Regions from separate parts of the Homo sapiens genome. Here region 1 is linked to region 2. Evidence: read pairs that join two places in POLR2A ChIA-PET (ENCODE). Cell type or tissue: IMR-90. All regions are shown on one strand. Links, peaks and the distances in the headings refer to the core of each region. The heading gives the core; the rest is flanking DNA. Region 1 overlaps ERCC6L2 (ERCC excision repair 6 like 2). Region 2 overlaps PTCH1 (patched 1).

Region 1 (5,379 bases), core at 285-5,284, 410 kb after region 2:
TCCTTTTTATTGCTGAATGGTACTATTATACAGCTATCCTGTTATTTTGTCCATTCACCAGCTGATGGACATTTAATTGTTCCCAGTTTATGGCTATACAAATTTGCTGCTGTGAACATTCACATACAAGTCTTTGCACCTAAGTTTTCATTTTTCTTGGATAGATACCTAGGAATGGAATTGTGAGGTCTTATGCTAAGTATATGTTTAACTTTTTAAGAAACCGCCATCTGTTTTAGAACAATCGCTGTGCTTTTCCAAAAGCAGTGTTTGAGGATTCTGGTTTCTCCACATCCTTACCAACACTTGATATTGTTAATCATTTTTATCATAGCCATTCTAGTGGGTGTGTTGTGGTATTTCATGTTTTAATTTGCAGTTCTCTAATAACTAATGATGCTGAGAATTTTTTAATGTGCTTATTTGACATCTATATCTTCAGATAGACATTTGGTGTCTATTAGAATCTTTTGCTCATGTTTTAATTGGGTTGTTTTAAATTTTGTTGAGTTATAATAATTTTTTTTTTTGAGACGGAGTCTTGCTGTGTCACCAGGCTAGAGTGCAGTGGCGCAATCTGGGCTCACTACAACCTCTGACTCCCTGGTTCAAGTGATTCTCCTGCCTCAGCCTCCTGAGTAGCCGGGACTACAGGCACACGCCACCGCGCCCAGCTAATTTTTGTATTTTTAGTAGAGACAAGATTTCACCATGTTGGCCAGGATGGTCTTGATTTTCTGACCTCGTGATCCACCCGCCTCAGCCTCCCAAAGTGCTGGGATTACAAGCATGAGCCACTGTGCCTGGCTGAGTTGTAATAATTCTTTATATATTCTGTATACAAGTCCTGTATCAGATTATGATTTGCAATATAGTCTGTAGCATGTCTTTTTATTTTCTTAATGGTGTCATTGGAAGAGCAAAAGTTTTTAACTTTGATGAAGTCCAACTTATCACACTATTTTTAATTGACTATAAGTTTTGTGTCATATCTAAGAAATACGTGCCTAATCCAGAGTCGCAAATTTTTTTTCCCATTTTTTAAAAGTTTGAGTTCATATTTAGGTCTGTGATCTGTTTTTAGTTAATTTTCATGTGTGGTGTGAAGTAAGTGTTTAAATTCATTTTTTTCATAGAACTCCTGGATTTTTGTTTATTCAATATTTTCAATTGTAGTCAATATTTGTAACAATGCTCAAATATTCCAATTAGGCTGGCGTCTCTATTCTTTGGACATATTCGCATTTGTCTTTAGATACATCTGTGCTTTTCGGCTGTTCAGTGTTTCCCCCAACATATGCCTGAAATCAGCTGTTTCTCCATTCTTCCGTGAGGCTCTCATTCCTTTCAGTAAAGAGACCACTATGGGTGCTCATTGCTACTGGGGTAACAATCAACTCTAAACTTTCTTAGTGGACAGGGCTATGGAATACAGCTTTTAAAAATCATGAGTTTATATTGATATTTTTCATTCAGAAAAATATTGCAATAAAACATTGCAAGTTTTATTTCTTTTATATTTGTTTTTCTGGTTTGTTACTTTAAAAAATTCCTTTATTGTCATTTCAGTGATGTTTAAATGAAATTTTTCTTTTTACCATCATTAAAGAATGTCTATACCCTTTCTTTTCTACGCATTTTATTTTTGTCGACTGTCCAAGGGTGTGACCATTTAACTAAGTGGGTAAGAATCCAATGGAGTCATCAAAGAGTAAAAAGGAAAAAATAATTCCAAAACTTTGATAGAGAAAGCTACTGTCTAAAATTGTAAGGACTAAGAAAGGAAGTTTTCTCAACCTCACCCTTCTTTTTTCTTACTTTATAGTTTGGAATGGTCAGCTGTCATTGTGGATGAAGCTCATAGAATCAAGAATCCAAAAGCTAGAGTAACAGAAGTTATGAAAGCTTTGAAATGTAATGTCCGCATTGGCCTCACTGGAACCATCCTTCAGAACAACATGAAGGAACTGTGGTGTGTTATGGACTGGTGAGAGAAAACACTTTTTAAAAAATTGTTTAATAGTTCTTCAGCTGAATACGGTCTTGTTTGCTAATCATTAGTTTCCAAACAAACGAAACAGTCATTTGTCTGGTTTTAGATGTGTTTGATCCCAGATGTGGTATACACAGTAGAGAGTCCCATGAAAACCTATCTTTATATATATTACTCTTGGTCCCTGAAGTAAATATACATGTTCACTGCCAGTTTCATCCTCATATCATAGTTAGAACCTGAAACTGTCGTAAAGAAAGAACATTCTGTTTTCTTGGCTTTTGTTTTTGTTACCGTTGATAATCAAGTAATGTAGTATATCTCTTAGAAGCAAGAAGTTAGTGTTTTTAGATAATAAAGCCCTTACATTTTTCTTATTGTCTTTATAAAGGGCTGTGCCAGGCCTTTTAGGGAGTGGGACCTACTTCAAGAAGCAGTTTTCTGACCCAGTAGAACATGGTCAGAGACACACGGCAACAAAGAGAGAACTAGCCACTGGCCGAAAGGCCATGCAAAGACTTGCCAAAAAGATGTCTGGCTGGTTTCTCAGGCGCACCAAGACTCTTATCAAGGATCAGTTGCCTAAGAAGGAAGACCGGGTAAGAACCGCATTTGTATATATTATTAATTTGTGGTCATATTTTTTTTTTCCTTTTTAAGAAAAAGTCTGTCTCCTGTGGCATTTTGTAAATACAGTTTTTTGCCTTTTATTCTGTATGGAAAAAATTGTTGCGCGCAGAATTTCAGAAACCATTGATTGAGCTCAGTTGTTTTCCTTACTGACTTTATTAACCTGTTAGCTAACAGGTTTATTATTAGTATACATTAAACTCATTTCTCATCAAAACCTTTTTTTTTTTTTTTTGAGACAGAGTCGGGCTCTGTCACCCAGGCTGGAGTGCAGTGGCGCGATCTTGGCTCACTGCAACCTCCGCCTCCCAAGTTCAAGCGATTCTGCAGCCTCAGCCTCCCGAGTAACTGGGATTACATATGTGCACCACCACGCCTGGCTAATTTTTTTGTATTTTTAGTAGAGACAGGGTTTCGCCATGTTGTCTAGGCTGGTTTCGAACTCCTGACCTCAGGTGATCCACCTGCCTCGGTCTCCCAAAGTACTGGAATTACAGGCGTGAGCCACCGTGCCTGGCCTCATCAAAACTTTTGATGCAGTTTTTCCCCAGTAAAGAAGGAAGAGCTTCTCTCTGCAGTGTGTTTTCTGTTCACACGTTGTCCTTCCTATACTGTGTACTATCCACCACACAGTGTATTCTTTGGTACCTTAATTCTAGCTGTAGGATCAAAGTGGTTAAGAGCTTTTTAAAAAATATATAGGTTTGTTTCTTGTAGAATGCTATTTGCAGTTACACAACTAACCTAACTTTTAGAATTTGTAGGAAAACTACATTGTTAAATTGTTCAAGAAAATATGAGGAGTGGACTTCAAGAGGATTTTAAAAAAATATAGTAGTCTTCTTTTATAGTTCTTCATCTTGTGTTTCTTCTAGCTTGGGCAATGGAATAAAGGTTCTGTAGATTACTATGGAACTAAACCTAATTAATGTTGTCCCAAATAAGGGCAATCCTATGAAATGCCCTCTAATTTTAGTGTATCCTCTTGATTGTTTCTTTAAAAAGATAGATTTGAAAGGAAAATACGATATTGATATGCAAGTTGGGGAAATAGATACATCTGACTTTTGATATTTATCTAAAGCAAATATTGTTACTAAATTGAGATACTTCATGAACTCTCACTTTTAAAAATGTTTTATGCAACTTCATATATGTGATTTAGCTATCTGTCTAGTAGGAACAGTACAAAAGTATAAGAAAAGAATTGTTCATAGAGGTTTAGAGCTTGGCCTCTGAAATCAAATACTATTTGATTAGAGTATTTGTGACTTGCAGCACCTCTGCTTAGAGTTTTGTGACTTGGAGCAATTTGTGAGGCCCTGGAACCTGGGTTTCTTCCTCTGTTAAATGGTAGTGATGATAATAGTGCCTGCCTCACATGGTTACTCTGAAATGCATGACACATAAGAAATATTGAGTAATTGGTACTATGTTTAATAATAATAAATAACTGAAGATACCTTTGTACTTCAATCATTGACCACCAACTTCTATATTCTCTTTTTTTCTTATATGTACTTTTATATTTAAGGTTGGGGTCAGGCTGTACTAAATATTTTATATAAACATTTTTTAAAAATCTAGCATCAGGAGGGGGCAGGCTGGATGTGTGCTGCCATGCATCCTTCTTCAGTCTGGTTTGGGTCTTTAAAAAATAAAAGATAAAAATAGCTTCCAAAAGAGTTGTGGTCATCCTGGCTAAAGGAGCAGAGGAAATGGAGGCAGTCAGCCCTGTAGACATGATGAGACAAGCTGAGATTAAGGTCACCATTGCAGGTCTGGCTGGAAAAGACCCACTACAGTGTAGCTGTGATGTTGTTATTTGTCCTGATGTCAGTCTTGAAGATGCAAAAAAGAGGGACCAAATGACACGATGTTTCTAACAGGAGGTAATCTGGGTGCACAGATTTTATTTGAGTCCGCTGCCTTGAGAGAGATACTGAAGGAACAAGAAAACGAGAAGGGCCTCATAGCTACCATTTATTCAGGTCCTGCAGGTCTGTTGGCTCATGAAATAGGTTTTGGAAGTAAAGTTACAACATACCTACTTGCTAAAGACAAAATGATGAATGGAAGTCATTACAGCTACTCTGAGAATTGTGTGGAAAAGGACGGCCTGATTTTTACAAGTCGGGGGGCCTAGGACTGGCTTCATGTCTACTCTTGGGATTGTTGAGGCCTAAGAGCCAAAGAGGTGGTGGCTGAAGTGAAGGCTCGACTTGTTCTTAAAGACTAGAGCAGAAAAATGTGACCATCAGTTAGAGAAATAAGCCATTTGGAATCCATTCTCATTGTGTTTTTTAAAAACAGAAAAATGGTAGGTTAATATGCTCAGAAGCCATCATCAGTCCTGCTGTTGTGAAGTAACAACTACACAGAGATTTCTCAACCTACAAATTGTGTCTGTTTTTTTTTTTAAGACGGAGTCTCACTCTGTCACCCAGGCTGGAGTGCAGTGGCGTGATCTTGGCTCACTGCAAGCTCCGCCTCCCTGGGTTCAAGCGATTATTCTGCCTCAGTCTCCCAAGTAGCTGGGACTACAGGCGCACGCCACCATGCCCGGTTAATTTTTGTATTTGTAGTAGAGACAGGGTTTCACCATCTTGGCCAGGCTGGTCTTGAACTCCTGACCTCGTGATCTGCCTGCCTCCCAAAGTGCTTGGATTACAGGCGTGAGCCACCACGCCCGGCCTGTGTCTACATTTCTGAGCCTGTTTACAGAATAAACATGGCATTTAGGGAAAAAAAAAATT
Region 2 (5,377 bases), core at 378-5,377:
TTATAGTGCACAGAACAGCCCCCAACAACAGAGGATGATCCAGCCCCAATGTCAATAGTCCTGAGGTTGAGGGACCTTGCTCCAAATTGAAGGAGTGGTGAAACTCAGTTATCTCCTACAACTGATTGCCTGAGTTCAAGAACACTGAAAGCATTAACACTAGCAAGGTACAAACTTGAAAGCACTTACACATACCAAGCATGTATTTTAAAAAACAATTTCTTCTATTTTTCTTAAAAAAAAAAAAAAGTCAAAGTCACAACTTGCCTCCTTCTTCCTTGACGCTGGCCTGCAGCAATGTTAACATCCAAACACCAAAGCAATATGGATTCATTACAAGGCTGCTGCCCTCTGCAGAAAAGGAGGCCAGGAGCTGGGCAAGCTTTTAGAAAAAACAAAAAGCTCAAAGAAATAAATGAATGTTCTATCGCTGGAGAAGCTTGACAAGAAACTTGTTCTGAGGGAGGGCTGCAGTGAGGGGGCTGATATGAAAAGAAATAGATACTGAGGGAGATGGGTTAAAACTGCTTAACAAAAAGGAAATACCAACAAAGAAACAGGCAAGATTAAAAATAACACCAGTCTGTGCCCAGAAAGGTGAGATCCAGGTGAAGCATTCGTGGCTCCAGGGAAAACACTAGAGGCCAACACGTGAGCACACTCGTGAGACAGGGATGGCTAGTAGGAAGAGCTGACAGCCCCCAGCCAAGCAGGGAGACTTCTGTGAAATGGCCCTGAGGGACGAGCCCAGCTTCCAGGCTCCCACCCAACCTCAACGACCCACAAAGGGAGGCTGCCCTCCAGGAGGCCACATTCCTGTTCTCTGAGCCTTTGCCTATGCTGTTCCTTCTGCCCTGAATGCCCCCTACCCTCTCCCCTCCAGCCCCTGTGCCTAGCTCAGGCCTCCACCCTTGAGGCCATCCTGGAAGATGTCCCCGATTTTCCTGCCATCTTGGCACTGCTGTCCTTCATGTTAACTACCCACACACCAGTCCGTGTACCTGCTGAATGTTTGGATGGAGTTCCCCTGAGGGCAGAGACTGTGGCTTTTCACCAACATCTCTCTGGAGAGCTTTCTGCAATGGTGGTGCAGAGTAGGTACTGAGAACATGTGCAGAATGAACGCTTCTATTTTTATACAATGACAATTAGTTTCTCCCCCACCTTGCTGCCATGGTCATGTGTTTCTGCAACAGCAGATGTCCACTACATCAGTCAACATATTCTCTATCAAACCTCATTACTCCGCACATATGTGAAACTGATTTGACAATTTTGATTAGCAAACACTATAACCCTAAAACTCAAGCTGGTATCTTAACATATAATTGACAGTTTATTAAAAGGCAATCATTATATGGACATTTTAACAACAGAATACAATAATTCTTATCACCAATTCCTACACACGCACACACACGCGCATGCACACACACGGACTCTTTCTCATCTAGCATATATTAGTCTGCACATTGTGGCTGATGTATTCTGCCCTCTTTATAAAGCCAACTCTTTATAAAGCCACATTTCCCCAGCATGTTAAACAAAGCATGAAAGTCAATTTGAAGACACAGCCTTTCGAGTGGATCCCTTTAATTTGCTGGCTGTATTAAAAAGATAACATTAACATGCCTTTGGCAGATAGGAGGATATGCAGAATAAGACAATGTGCATACACACACACGCTCCTGTGATTTTAAACCGCAGGAGAAGGAGCTTCTTCCAAACTATCCCTCAGCATCCCTCTCCCCTTAAAATCTCATACTTTCCTCTCTTCTGTTGTTTTCTAACTAGGGCAATATGCTACCTCTATCCATTTCGTTTGTGTAGCAAGCACTCTGTTGATGCCCAGTTCATATAAAAATTCATGTCTAGAACCTTAAGAACAACCTACCAAGAAAGCAGCATCTAACAGATTTCTTTGCTGATAGTGATGAGGAATTTATCTATGAGACTGATGCACAAAATGAACTTAAATGTGGAGCTATTACTCACTTCAATTCACGGACGTCCACTGAGGTATAGGACAGCAGGGAAATCTTACTCCTGAATGCAAATGCTCACACTACTTACTGCTGACGTGAACACTCAGCTCACTCTGTCACAAACAAGATCTCTACACAATCACTTCTGCTTTGAAAATGAAATTAAATCTATATGGCTACTGTTGTATAGTCACCTCTCTAGTTGGGTCTATCTGCATTTATGAAACTGTCGCTTCTTCTCTAGGGGGAGAATCTAGCACAGAATGAATGAATGAATGAATGAATGAGAGATCAAGGACAGGGCAACAGAACAAGTGACTTATGTCATTAGTAGGCAAAGTAGACCTGGAGACAAACAGACAACCCATAGTTTCCCATCTGTAAAATGGGACAATCCTCATCATAAAGACATTACATCCACTATCATGTTATAAAAACAAAATAGGGCCGGGCGCGGTGGCTCACGCCTGTAATCCCAGCACTTTGGGAGGCCGAGGCGGGTGGATCATGAGGTCAGGAGATCGAGACCATCCTGGCTAACAAGGTGAAACCCCGTCTCTACTAAAAATACAAAAAATTAGCCGGGCGCGGTGGCGGGCGCCTGTAGTCCCAGCTACTCGGGAGGCTGAGGCAGGAGAATGGCGTGAACCCAGGAAGTGGAGCTTGCAGTGAGCCGAGATTGCGCCACTGCAGTCCGCAGTCTGGCCTGGGCGACAGAGCGAGACTCCGTCTCAAAAAAAAAAAAAAAAAAAAAAAAAAAAAAAAAAAAAAAAAAGATAATAATAGCTATTTTATTGAATCGTAAGGCATGCGATAATATATAACAAATGCCTGGTACATGGCAGTTGCTCAACAAGTGACAGTATTAGTACTGAGTAAATAACATTTGGCCCAAGACCAGTGAGTCATGCTGAAACTGCCAAAAGTAAGCAAAGTGAGTGTGCCCCTCAGAAGTGTCCTCATCCAGTCCATTGAAAAAGAAAAACTTTACTCCCTCTCACTACACAACTGGCAGCTCCCATAAAACTGCTAGGAAGCACACTGCATCTCCTTCCAGGACTTGAAATGGGTCGTGTTATGCAGAAAGCAAGTTATTTCCAGAAATATGCAATGTTAAGAAAATAAATCACATTCTATCTCCTTCAACATGTCAAAGGTCCACTGAAAACTCTTGCTAAGAACACCACAAAATCACGTTTTGTCATCCTCATCCGATGGCAACAAATACAGGTTGGATCAAGTGGTGGATGAGCCGGCCCTCCCTGTGCTCATGCCCTATTCTGTCCAAGAATCTACGGCAGCGGCCCTCCCTGTCCTCATGCCCTATTCTGTCCTAGAATCTACGGCAGCGCCCCTACAGTCTAGCCAATCACATCACTTCCAAACTCCTCAGCTGGGGCCCCTGCTGGTGTCCCGCCCATGCCTAAAATGCCCTCCTTCCCCTACCGTCTCCAGTTCTCTCCCCCCACCCCCTACCACCCTCTTGTAACTTTCACAGCCCATTTCAGCTGTGAACCCAAATGTAGTCCAAATGCATCGAATTCTAATAGTTTTAAATTGTGCAGTGTCGCACACACTTGAGTCTCTTATGGTGCTTAACACAGTGCTAGGGACATCATAGGTGCTCAAGAAACTTGTTGCTAGGAGCATAATAGCTGCTCGATAAAACCCTTCTTTTATCTACCAGTGATACTGAATCGCTGAACTGAGGTAAATTACTCCATGGATTCAATCCAAAGAACGCTTTTGTATTAATTACCAAACTACTTAAGGCAGGAATGTTTTGTCTTAATTATGTAGACTATTATTTTAATTGTCACTTCTCAACTAAATACTCCAACTCCACCCCAGGCTTGCAAAACTCTGCAAGCTGAATCTTCACAAACAAGGAGAGATTAAGGAAATATTCTTCAAGGTCTCCAACAGCATCCTGAAAGGGATCACTGAAGCGATTATGCGCATAACTCTTCAGCTTCCACATGCTGTCCGGAGGAATGCTCCAGGTATTTTGGTTTGAATTATCTACCTAGTCACCTCTACCCTCCCCTACTACCCTCTTGTAAGGTAAGGGATGCCCAAAGTGGTGTTTAGGGTTAAAGTGTTTCCAAATAGCAGGATTTGGAACTTGCCAAAAAGATAAATAAGAAACCAGCGGGGGAAAAAAATTGAAACCTTTGTCACCAAAATAATGTAAAAATGTTTGTCTTCGAAAAAATATATATCTATTTTAAATCTGCAACTGCTTTGCTAAGGTCTCAAGAACCCCAAAACTGAGGAACGTGGATAAAAGACTGGCAGAACCCCTCTGAGAGGTCCCTTCAACCCCGCGTTCTTAAAACATTTCTTTTCTTTGCCTGCAAAATGCAGCCTTCCCCCAGAATAATTCCATGTAAAAAGCCCCCACCCGCGAGGAAACATTAATCTACTTTGCAAACATGCGTTCCAGTCTGTGCCTTACTATTTTTTTTTCCACTCCTTCCACCCCCACCCCGCGTTTTTTGTACCTTGAGACAAATGTTTTTTTCCCTCAGAGTTGAAAGCTGTCCAAAAACAGGACCACACACGCCGCCGCCTCCGCAGCCCCGCGCTGCGCCCGCCCCCGGCCCTCCCCAGCGCGGCGGCCGCGGCCGCCGGGGGCGCGCACACTCCAGCCAGCCGGAGGGGTGGCCTCTGGCTCTCCCCGACTCCTTTTTCTTTGGACGCGGTGGGTGGGGGTGGGGGAGAGAAGAAAGCCGGGCCGCGGAGCGGGGCCGGGAGAGGCCAGCCCCGGGGCGCCTCTCGGGGCGCGGCCCAGGCGGACAGCGGCAGCGGCGGCGGGCCCGGGGCCCCCGGCGCGCAGAGTGGTCCGTCCCGGAGGGGCCCCGCGCCCCCGTCCCGCCCCCGCCGCTCTCTCCCACCACACCTCGGCCGGCGCAGCGCCCCGAGTAGATTACAGCGCGGCCTTTGTCGGGCGGGCCTGGCTCCCGGCCAGGCGCCCAAACAATAAACAATCCCCCGGGTGCGGGCAGGGGGTTTCGCCGGCCGCAGCCAGGCTCTAGGTGTGCGCTGGCGAATATCTCTATCAACCGCGAGGAGGGACCGGGCCGGGGGCGCGGGCGCCGCGGCGGGCGCTCTTACCTTCCACCCACAGCTCCTCCACGTTGGTCTCGAGGTTCGCTGCTTTTAATCCCACCGCGAAGGCCCCAAATATGAGGAGGCCCACAACCAAGAACTTGCCGCAGTTTTTTTGAATGTAACAACCCAGTTTAAATAAGAGTCTCTGAAACTTCGCTCTCAGCCACAGCGGCGCTTTCCGGCCAGTAGCCTTCCCCTGGGGACGAAGCAGAAGGGAGGAGTGAGCGCCGGGGAGTCGCGGCCCGCGCGCCCACGCCCGCTTGCGCGCACCCGCCCGG

Evidence for each region. Peaks named below come from ENCODE experiments on the same cell type or tissue, not always from the same donor. Only the 100,000 strongest peaks of a DNase experiment are listed, where the experiment ranks them.
Region 1: POLR2A ChIA-PET joins it to region 2 with 22 read pairs; 5 of 35 experiments call an interaction of 5 or more read pairs at or near these places.

The regions. Positions count from the first base shown.
Region 1 is chr9:95,913,843-95,919,221 of GRCh38, forward strand. It overlaps ERCC6L2 (ERCC excision repair 6 like 2), which reads left to right. Exons shown (of 19, transcript NM_020207.7): 5 at 1,826-1,987; 6 at 2,385-2,592. It also overlaps the pseudogene PARK7P2. Among named protein-coding and RNA genes, the nearest start is that of ERCC6L2-AS1, 41 kb to the left of the region's middle. In IMR-90, for the core only: no CTCF peak of the experiment used is centred there; no DNase peak of the experiment used is centred there.
Region 2 is chr9:95,501,305-95,506,681 of GRCh38, forward strand. It overlaps PTCH1 (patched 1), which reads right to left. Exons shown (of 24, transcript NM_000264.5): 2 at 5,103-5,295. Among named protein-coding and RNA genes, the nearest start is that of PTCH1, 5.3 kb to the right of the region's middle. RefSeq lists silencers at 4,588-4,647, 4,808-4,867, 5,298-5,377. In IMR-90, for the core only: no CTCF peak of the experiment used is centred there; DNase peaks (open chromatin) are centred at 2,887 and 4,547; H3K4me3 peaks cover 1,390 bases; H3K27ac peaks cover 510 bases.